2 separate regions of the Mus musculus genome follow, and region 1 is linked to region 2. Evidence: chromatin contacts called from ENCODE Hi-C or POLR2A ChIA-PET data. All regions are on one chromosome and are shown on one strand. The core of a region is the stretch at or near the end of the contact, and the rest is flanking DNA. Distances in the headings are between cores, read along the strand shown.

Region 1 (5,310 bases), core at 903-3,402, 56 kb after region 2:
CAGTCTCTGTACAGAACATAGACAGGAGTTAACCCATTAGAAGAGAGCAGGCAGGTCAGGGACATCAGCGGACAGACGCCTGCCCAGCACACATGCCCCCATGGGTTCTATCAGCACACTACAACTGAGCGTGGTAGTGCACACATGCGATCTCAGTGTGTGGGAGGTGGAGGCAGGCAGACAAACTCAAGGTCGTCCTTAGCTATTCAGTGAGTTTGAAGCTATCCTAAGCTTCCTGAGACTCAGACTCAGGAAATAGTGACGGTAGCAACAGTGGCCCGCCTTTTTGTCATTGTGAATGACAGTTGAGCTGGACCCAGGAGCCCACAGAAGGAGCTTCCTGGCCAGTGTGGGGCTGGAAGACCGGAGAGAGGCAGCGAGGGGACTGTATAGCTTGAGAACAGAGGCCTGAGCCCTATGGGCTGATGGTGCTGAGCTTGGGACTGCTGGGATGGGTGGGTGTCGATGGACCATGGTAGCCAGGGAGGGAGACCCTTGGTAGTCAGACCCAAGGCTGCTTCCGCTTCCTTACCCAGACCCCTCTCCTCCATACAGGTGGTCTACAAGAATAATGACTTCAAGCTGGAGCTGTCCCGACTGGCTAAGGAAGGGGACCCGAAGATGAAGCTGCAGGGGGATTTGTCTTTCCGTTGTGAGGATGTGGCTGCCTTGGACCCTGTGACCTTTGAGAGTCCTGAGGCCTTTGTCGCACTGCCCCGCTGGAGCGCCAAGCGCACTGGTTCCATCTCCCTGGACTTCAGAACCACTGAGCCCAATGGGTTGTTGCTCTTCAGCCAGGGCCGGCGGGCTGGGGCCGGGGTAGGCAGTCACAGTTCTACCCAGAGGGCCGACTACTTTGCCATGGAGCTGTTGGATGGCTACCTCTACCTTCTGCTGGACATGGGCTCCGGGGGCATCAAGCTGCGGGCGTCTAGCCGCAAGGTCAATGATGGTGAATGGTGCCACGTGGACTTCCAGAGGGACGGGCGCAAAGGTCAGGAGGCCTCTGGACCTTCCCTTCCCCTGGCCACTCTTTTCTGCCTGCCCACCCTCTAGAGCTTTCACCCCCTGCTCCTAGTCTCCTCTCCCAGTTTTCCCTTGGCCCCTCTGTCATGGAGCTTGGAGAGCTGGCAGAAGGCGCAGGGACCTGGATTCATACTCTACTCCTCCTTATTTGTGACAGGAACAGTCACGCAAGGTCACTGTGGATGGGAGAGAGCAAGACTAGAAACACTGACATCACACCTAATGTAGAGATGTCGCAAAGCCAGGAGCGGTGGCTCATGCCTGCAATCCCAGCATCCGGGAGGCAAAGGCAGGAGGAGCACCATAAATCTGAGGGCATTTTGGACTATGCAGTGAGGTCCAGACCAGCTGGGGCGGCATAGTGAGGAGACATCGTCTCAAAACAAAGCAAAGTGGTTCTCCAGCCACCGATCCCTTCTATCCAGAGTCATGTTTCTTTCACTTAACAGGAAGCAGCTATCCCTCACTGTCTGGAAGGACTGCTCCTAGGACCCCCAAAGACACCAAAACCCACGGTGCTCAAGTTCCTCATAAAAGACGGTGCCGTGTTGTGTATCACCTGTACACATCCTCCTGGATAACTTGTTATCCCTAGGGTCCTCAAAATGCCTAATGGAACGTAGATGCTGGGACTGGGGCTAGCACAATGCCTAGGCTCCAGGCAAGGTGGGGCTCTCCTGTAATCCCAGTACTAGGGAGGTAGAGGCAGGAAGATCAAGAGTTCAAGGTCACATCCGGGTACATACAGGATTTGAGGCTAGCTTTGGCGAGAGAGAGAGAGAGAGAGAGAGAGAGAGAGAGAGAGAGAGAGAGAGAGAGAGAGAGAGAGAGAAAGAGAAAGAGAGAGAGAAACATAAGGCTATATAATAGTTACATTGTAGTTTTATGGTGGTCGCTATTAAATTGGTTGGTGAATAAGGACCAGCAGTATCTGTATGTGTTTAGTACAGACAGTTCGTTCCTTAAGTATCTCCATCCACGTTTGTTGGCTGAATGCGGAGCCAGAGTACACAGAAGCTGCCTGGTTTTCTGAGCGCTAGCTGTGGACTGACAGACCGCCCACCTCGTTCTGGCCACCACAGATGCAGTGAATAGGTCACCACCTGCCTGGCCATGAGGGTTCCAAATCGAGAGAACAGCTGGCGGGCTGTAACTAGCCAGTCCTCACCCTGTGTAGCTCCCAGGGTCGGCTGACATCGGATGAATTCAGAGTGGCTATGCGCGACTTTTTAGAACTTCTGTTGCTCTGGCCACTGCCTCCTCCTCCTTCCCTTTCGGCCTCCCGCTCTCAGGCTCTTGTTTTCCGCCTGCTAATTCCTGTGTGCTTGCCTCCATCTTGTTGAACCCAAGAAAGAGAATTGATACAAATGAGGCCTGACACATTATCCAATTTAAGTGCTTATCAACGTCAACTAAATTTTCTCATTCCAGCAGCCATCACCACTGCTGGCCTGCGAGTCAGCAGTGACCTCCTCTGCTCACTGCCTGGGAGGAGGGGACTGCCAGGCACCCAGAAGTGAGGCCATGCCATCATTTCCTCCCCCTACCCCCACCGCTCTCCCTTCCCCCCACTGCCCAGAGAGCCAGAGAAAACCATGAGAAAGGACTTTAGCTCTTGGCTCTGCCTCGTGACAGCACTGTGGGTCTTTGCTGACAGTCTCTAGGGTTCCTCACAGGTGGTCAGCGACCCATCCAGGAACTTGGGGTAGCTGTTTCAACCTTCCCTTGTTTTTCCTGCATCCCCACACCCCAGTGCTGACAACTGAAGCCTGCTCCTGCTGAGCCCCACCCCAGATTCCTTCTTCCTGTTTTTGTAATTTTTCAGTTGTGTTTTATATGTTGCTCTTGTGCCAGGCATATGTGTGGAGGTCCGAGGGCATTCTGGGAGCTGGTTCTGGCCTTCCACTTTTTGAGAAAGGATCTTTCTTGTTTCTGCTGCTTCCCTCTGTAGCCTGGGCTAGCTGGCTTCTTGGCGATTGCCTGTCTCCATCTCTCATCTGACCATAGGGAGACTGGGGTCTTGGCCCCACGCTGCACGTCTTCTTTTCTGTGGGTTCAGGGGATACAGCTTGGGTTCTCTACCTTGCATAGCCAGCACCTTGCACACTGGCCTGACTCTGGGGTCCTCCCACATTGCCTTGCTTTTGTTTCTTTTTGAAACTGTGGCAAATCGCACGTCACACACATTTCTAGTCTTCGTCATTACTCATGATTAGGGCTCTGACTACACTCAAGTCTCTGCACAGCCCTCACCAACGTCCAGGTGCAGTTTCCCCATCTTCCCACACTGAAGTCTCTGTTAAACATAAGCTCTCCTCTCCCTGTCCCCAGCCTCTGGCCACCATCTCTGTTTGAACTACTCTGGGACTTTAGATGAGTGACGACACACAGTACTACTTCATGTGTTCGCGTACATGCTTGCGTGTGTGTGGAGGCACACATATGTGGGTGCACACATGCATGTGCAGATCCAAGGCTGATGGCAGAAACCAGCCACTCCGTTCACTGAAGTAAGGTCTCTCAATCAAACCCAGAGCTCACAGATTTGGCCAGCCAGCTTGCTAGGGGATCTCTCTCTCTCTTTTCCTGTTAAACATTTAAACATTTTTTTATTAGATATTTATTTACATTTCAAATGTTAAACCTTTTCCTGGTTTCCCCTCCGAAAAACCTTCCTCCATTCTCTCCCCTAGGGGATCTCTTGTCTCTGCCTTCTAAGGTTGATATTATAGGTGGGCCAGCACACCCACCTGGCATTTCTGTGGTTTCTGGGGATTTGAACTCTGAGCTTCATACTTAAGCAGCAAACATATTAACCACGAACCATCTCCCCAGCTTCTCCTTTTCCTCCCTCCCCTCTCCCTCCCCCTCCCTTTCTTCTTTCCACTCAACACAGAGTCTCACACATAGTCCAGTCTAACTTTGGAATAACTTTGGAGTGGAGATCCTGTTGTCTTGGCCTTCCAGAGGATTAGGGTAACAGGCATGCGCCACTATATCCTATCTGTATATTTGACTTCTTTATTTTAATGACTTATTTGTTTTACTTTGCATGCATTGGTATTTTGCCTGCACATATATCTTAGGGTGTCGGATCCCCTGAACCTGGAGTTACAGACAATTGTGAGCTGTCATGTGGGTGCTAGGAATTGACAGAAGTCCCCTGGAAGAGGAGCCAGTTCTTTTAACTGCCGAGCCATCTCTCCAGCCCCTATATTTGTCTTCTTATGCCTGGCTGTTTCAGTGAGTAGAGTGTCTTTCAAGGTTCATCTGTGTTGTAGTGTGAGTCAGAACTCCCTTCCTCTCAATGCTGAATAACAGTGCCATGCCCACATCTTGTTTACCTTTTCTTCTGTCAAGGAATGAGTCAGGTGGCTCCTATTCCATACTGGGGAGCGACTCTGGAGCAGGGGTCAGAGTTCCTTTCAGTTCCTTCCTTCTTCCTCTCAGCACTCAGCTCGTGCTGACTCCTGTTCCAGCCAAAAGACGGGTCACGGCAGGCTCTGGGGACTCTGGCCATAAACAGTGAGATAGGCCATCACAGGGGCCACTTTTGGGATCCTGTTAGGAGAGGGACCCAGCAGCAGGACCCTGAGGAAGGTGATGCCTTGTCATGAGAGAACAGGTTTGGGGCCACGGTATTGAAGGGACCCTAGGGCTGGTGGCATGGCTCAGCAGGTAAAGGCTCTTAGTGGTCAGGCCTGATGACTCTGACTCTGACTCTCTCTCTCTCTCTCTCTCTCTCTCTCTCTCTCTCTCTCTCTCTCGTGTGCACGCACGCGCATGGAAACAGCTCAGTATGCTCTGAGGATGAGAGTTCGGTTACCAGCACCCACATCTGGAGGCTTACAAACACCTGTAATTTCAGATCCAGGGATCAAACTCCTTTTGCCTTTATAGGCATGTACATACACATGCACATAGTAAATAATAAAACAATAATTTAAACAACAACTTGGAGTTGCGGATGACCTACGCAACATGGTGGCTCACATCCCTACATACATGCAGGCACACGCACATATACACATAATTAAAAATAAAGTATATTTAAACAAACAAACATAAAACAGTGAGCCGGGTGTGGTGGCGCACGCCTTTAATGCCAGCACTCAGGAGGCAGAGGCAGGCAGATTTCTGAGTTCAAGGCCAGCTTGGTCTACAAAGTGAGTTCCAGGACAGCCAGGGCTACACAGAGAAACCCTGTCTCAAAAAACCAAACCAAACCAAAACCAAAACCAAAAAAACAAAACAAAAAAAAAAAAACAAAAACAAAAACATAAA
Region 2 (5,473 bases), core at 497-2,996:
GGGCTGGGGGGGGGGTCAGAGAGGCCCTGACTCAGCAGTTCTTGTTCTGCTGCCTCTACTGGCCTTGGCAGCCAGTAGGGGACGTGTGGGGGGTGTGGTGGTAGTGGGGGCAGGGCTGCCTGAGGGTCTCTCCAAGGTCAGAGTAGGCCCCAAGTCTGGGACCTTGTTCAGGAATCTCCCTTTCCACTGCCTGGGAAATACCCATTGCAGCTAGGTCTTCTCCTATCCTCCTTCCAGGCTATCAAAGGAGGTCCTCTCTAAGGAGCGGTGGGGGGAGTGTCCACATTCATTAACTCAGGAATTGACTGCTCTGCAAAGTACCTACCGACGACCAGGGAGACTCCATGGGCAGGTCCCCTGTGAGTCACTTGGGTGTGTGTTTGCCCTTGAGTGTGCAGGTACCTGTGTATGCACAAGTATGCAGGTTATGGATCGAGTGTGTCCCCCCACCCCCCGTGGTGACTTACCATGGTGGGGCATCTCTGCAGTGTCCCTTTGTGTTTCTTGGAAACGCTGGGCACACATGAATAGGTGTGCATGGCTGTGTGCCCCCATGTGTATCTGCATACATTAGTGGTTGGACGTGTGTTCTTGCATATTGCCTCTGGCTAAGGAAATGCCAACTGCTACCAGCTGTGCAGATCACAGGCCCTGTAACAGAAATCAGGGGCCTGGAGAGAACTGGCAAAATGGTCTGCCACACACCCACGGCCACACCCACGCCGGCACACTGTCTCATTGAGAAGCCTTGTGTCCAACTTAGGTAATGGTATACACACCTAGGCGCTGGATCTACCTTTTCTCGGTGGAGTAAATGAAGAGGGGTGTTCCTTCCTCACACTCTGACACAAACACGGCGATGCAGACATTCTTACTGCAGAAGACTTGCACGCCAGGACCACACTCTGAAACTCACAGCTAAGGGTAGGAGCTCGAAGGGAAGATTCTACTAGATTTGTATTCAGTAACAGGGAGTGGGTAGCTTCCACCCCACCACTAGCCTTTTCCTACCCCAGAAAAGCCTTCCACAGGGGTGGAAAGCTGGTTCCAAACTCTGGGATTCCCATGAGTCTGGGCTGGGAAACCCCACTGTCTCTAGCTTAGAATCTTGCCAACCTCCAAGCTTCGTCCTTATCTCAGAAAAGCCCCTAGCTCTTCAGTTCCGGAGGCTTCCAGCTAGAGGATACAGAGACAGTGATTGGTAGGGTCTCTGCGAGCGACTGGAAAAGCCACTAGCAGTCCTGGGGTGGGAGAGGCTTCCTTGGCTCCGGGTAGCCCAGGCCAGCCCCCCCAGACTCAGCCAGCAGAGGGCGCTGTGGCCAAGGCCCTGCTCGGGTCCTGCTCTCTCGGTGCCTCAAGTCGGGGTTCAGTCCTCTCCTTTGGTTTGTCCCAGCCCTGGGCACTATCTTCGGGACCCGCCGGCAGGGGCGGGTGGGTGTGGGATCCAACAACCCAACCAAAGGTAGAAGGGGCTAGGGTACCTGGATTCCCAAGACCCCGAGCCTGGGGAGAGCACCTGCTGGGTTAAGAGGCCTGGACGTCCGGGCAAAGGTCCAGAGAGGTGGGAAAGGGCTCGGATGCCCTGGGGCCGGGACGCCTGGGTCCTCGCGGAGGAGGGAGGCGGGTCATGGAGCCGCGGGACTGGCGGCTTCTGCATCTTCGCATTGGCTGTGCCACTCGTCCGTCAGTGTTGCGTGGCCCAATGCGTGTGCTTGGGGGGCGGGTCCTGGTGCTGATGCTGCCGTCAGTCGGTGTTGCAGGGATGCGGCGGCGGGAGCAGCCGCCCTGACTCTCAGAGCATCCTCCTCGGAGCGGCACCGCGGCGGGGCGGGCGGGGACGCGGCGGGGACCAGGAGGCGCGAGGCAGCCGATATCGCTGGCCCAGGATCTGTTACCTGCCGTAGACCCAGCGGTCTCTAGGCTCGGATCCCTACCCTTCAGCTCCTGGCGCCCCCAAAACCAGGTATGGGGGGGGGGCTGCGGCGGAGACGGGTGGGGGGCGGGAGCCAATCGGGGGAGGGGAGCGGGTCGGAGGGGGCGGCGGATGCAGAAAGGACGGATTGGGGGGCGGGGGCGCCGAGCAGAGAGGGCTGGCTGGGTGACAGCGAGGAGGCGAAGCCGCTGGGGGAGGTTGGGGGACTCCCTGTGGAAGGGGCATTGGCCCTGAGCTGGGGCGAATGCAAGGTGGTGAGGGAGGGTCGATGGGGGAAGGGGGTCTGAAGGAGGGGCATCCATAGGGCTGTGAGAAGGGCTCTGAAATAGGGGTGGGGGGAGGTCCCAGTCTATGCTGGTCCTGGCAGCTGGAAGCAGTGATGGACCAGAGAAGCTGCGAGCTGTTGTGGTCTGAAGGGTCTGCAGGGGAGAAACACTGGTCTTAGTGGGAGAGGAGGCAGGCTGGAGAGAGGTTTGGGAAGTGGAGAGGGAGGTCTGGGGGCAACCACTGAAGAAAAGACTACTGGGGGATGGGAGCCAAGGGGAGAGGAGGTTATCAGGAGGGAGCAGAGGGGAAGATGCCAGGATGCTCTAGGCATAGATGAGTCTGTGACGGGGAAGAGCTGGACAAGATGGGGGGCCTGAGGGAGAGGAGAGAAGCTTGCTGGGGAGAGCTGGGGGGTGACAGAGAGGGAAACCGGTCGAAGGAGGCTCTGCTTGGCTGAGAATATACTTGAGGGCAGCGGTGGGGCTCTGGTCACAGAGTACTGGAAGGGTAGAGGAGTCTTCTGAGCCCTGGGCTTATCCCTCCACCTCAAAGAGGTGGGAACCATTTCTCATGCTCCAGCCTTCTCCCCCAGAGGGAGGAGCAGTCTGCCTGGGTTCTTTGGGATGGGGGTATGACCACAAGGACCCTGGGTGGGCTCCTGGAGGTGAAATTGGATTTGTGGGGGTTATTGGGCTGTTCCAGTTGCCTTTGCCGTCACCCCCTCTTGAGGCATCCAGGGCCTTAATGAACCGGCAGGGATGGGAGGGGTAGTTCCTTGGTGCTCCACAGCGAAAGGGTGCCCAGCTCCACAGTGCTCAAGAAAATCTGAGGGGGTGGGTCTTGGGTCTCCAGCCCCCTTGACTACTTCCGGCTTTCAAACACCCTCGTTCTTTGCACATATTGTGGGTGGGTGGGGTAGACAAGGACCTTCTAGTCATTCCTGCCCCTCCCTCTCGTCCACCTTCTCAGTGTCTGGGCGTTCCTTCTGGGGGAGAGCTTTACATCCTCTGTCTTCTGCTAGAAAAAGAGAGAGAAGGGAGCAGGAAGGAAAAAGAGAGGAGGGGAGGTCGGCTAGTCAGTTAACTACATGGAGGGCCTCCGGCTTTGTAGGTGCTTCAGCTACTCAGGTCCCAGCTTGCTACCCCAAACCTGGGGATGGCTCAGGGATGGATATGTCAGAGCCAGAGCAACTTTCGTCTGTAGCCTCAGGGAGTAGGGTCTGTGTCTGGGAGGCCCCTTACCTTTGCTAAGGGAAGTGTGCTCAGACTCTGTCCATCCTCAGCAGCACAGGGGTGGGCGGGACCGATCAGCTGGCAGTGCCTGCTGAGAAGCTGCTCCTTGGCTGAATCCACATGACAGCTGCTCCTGAGAGGAAGGGACAGGGCTCTAGAATAGCCACCGGGGACCTCCGTGTCTCTCCAGGCTCCGTCTTTTCTGTTCTGTTCTGTCTACCCTTGCCAGTGACACAGACATCCCGACACTGATCCACACACTTGGTGGCACTCGCCCAGACACACACCTACACAAGGCGCACACACCTGCGTATACAATACAACTCCTTGGCAGCAAACCGCCCACGCTCCCCGCCCAGAGACACTGCCACCTCCTGCCTGCCTCAGGGACCTCCTCCAGGAGCCCTACTTGAGCACACAGCACGCATAGAACCCCTGAGTGCCCCCGGGTCTCCTGACAAAGCACTGCCTGACAGTCCTTCCCCTCAGAGATGCACAGCATCTGCCACTGTTCATGAACTCAGGCCCACCTGCCCTCCTGGCATGCACTGCTTCCTCTCCTGGGCACACACGCCCACGCCTACACATTTTCCCAGACACAGCAACCCCTGCCTGCCATATCACACGCACTGCATGCCAGTCTGGGTCTTAAGCATTGTGCTCCGGGTCTATAGGTGTGTGCACTAGGGCACAAGGTGGGCACATCCTCTTTGCCTTGACCCAAACCCGTGACTCCCACCTAAGTTCCTTCTCTGTCACACTCCTGTCACTAATGGACTTCCAGAAAGCTCTTAAACCTACTCCTACCTGATGGTGACCACAGTCACTGCAGGCCAGCTTTGGCCTGCCTTCTGCAGAACCTGCCGTTCGGCCCCAGCATTTGTCCTCCACACAAGGCTCTCTCTGCCTGCCCGACACTGGAGACATAATGTCCGTCCCTTCAATTCAAGCTCCCGCTCAGCCCCCACGGGGACTCCCAGAAGTGTGTCCTCACACACCACCCACCCCTTGTGGTTCCATCTGTTGGTGTAGTTCTGTCCTGGCTGCTTCCACACTGATAGGCCTGTGCACTCGCCGAGATTCATTCAGTAATGCAGACCTCCCTGTCGTTTTCTGACACTGACACTGTTCAGTGTGGGTGGAGGAGGGCGAGGCTTCAAGGCCTGCGCTTTGCCAACCAGTGATCCTCGTTTCCCTTATCTGTAAAAGGGGTATGTTTCCATCTGCATGACTGAGACATGTCTCAGGGATTGGTTGAGAGGATTTTGACGACTATAATCATAGTAGCCACAGTTGTATTTAGTAGGCACCTAATGTGTTCCTGACGGTGAACTTTTCAATCTGGTGTATTTTTCAGGCCCTTGGAAAGCTCCTAGTCAGCAATAGGTGTTCAAATAGGTTTTACATCCATTTATTCCTTTTAGTGTGTATGTGCATCATGGTACCTATGCAGGGGTCAGAGGATAGCCTGCAGGGCTTGGTTTTCTATTTCTATCATGTACATACTGAGTATCAAACTTAGGCTTGGCAACTCCCTGAGCCATCCCTCTGGCCCAGCAGCAAGTAATTTTTTTTTAATCATTAGTACATCCCTTTATACACATGCACGCACGCACACACACCTGTCAGACACCTTCAAGAGTATCCAACCACTTCAGGCTTACTCACGAGGCCACCCCTGGAAGCCATCTGTCCCCTCTGCATCACTGGGGTGTACTCGTAAAAGTCTGTGTCACAGTTCTGTATGGCATAGGGATGACGTCTGAGTTCGCCCCTCCCACTGCTCCCCCCAGGGTTCCATATATTTGTGTTCCAGCCCCTGGTCTATTAAGCCATTCACTGCACCTCAGTCCCCAGCCCAACCACCACACAGCTCTACCCACTTGTCAGCAGCCTCGCCATGTACACACTCCCAGCTGCCTCTCTTGTCCTCTGTCCCTTGCTGTTTATCTCCAGGGACACAGATACCACCTTGCATTTCCATGCTCACTTGGCCTCAGGTCTCTTCACCCTTTCTCCCTTCTTCCTAAGCAAGATGAGA

What was found. A loop is a pair of places that touch in the nucleus more often than their neighbours do. ChIA-PET counts read pairs that join two places held with the same protein, here RNA polymerase II (POLR2A).
Region 1: a loop to region 2 is called in a map of T-helper 2 cell, with 2.3 times the contacts of the local background. The contact joins the enhancer-like site here to the promoter of Nrxn2 in region 2. A Hi-C loop is called at or near these places in 5 of 37 maps with a recorded cell type or tissue (T-helper 2 cell, left cerebral cortex and v-Abl transformed pro-B cells). POLR2A ChIA-PET finds 5 or more read pairs at or near these places in 2 of 5 experiments (both embryonic stem cell).

What each region holds. Positions count from the first base shown.
Region 1 is chr19:6,472,763-6,478,072 of GRCm38, forward strand. Nrxn2 (neurexin II) reads left to right here. Exons shown (of 23, transcript NM_001205234.2): 9 at 556-994. Among named protein-coding and RNA genes, the nearest start is that of Gm52381, 22 kb to the right of the region's middle. Within about 2 kb of position 2,153, at least 2 of the 3 ENCODE cell types and tissues checked have a DNase peak (open chromatin) inside an H3K27ac peak, as active enhancers do.
Region 2 is chr19:6,417,010-6,422,482 of GRCm38, forward strand. It overlaps Nrxn2 (neurexin II), which reads left to right and starts at 1,747. Exons shown (of 23, transcript NM_001205234.2): 1 at 1,747-1,963. Gm14965 (a long non-coding RNA gene) reads right to left here and starts at 1,753. Exons shown (of 3, transcript XR_879495.2): 1 at 1,482-1,753; 2 at 468-651.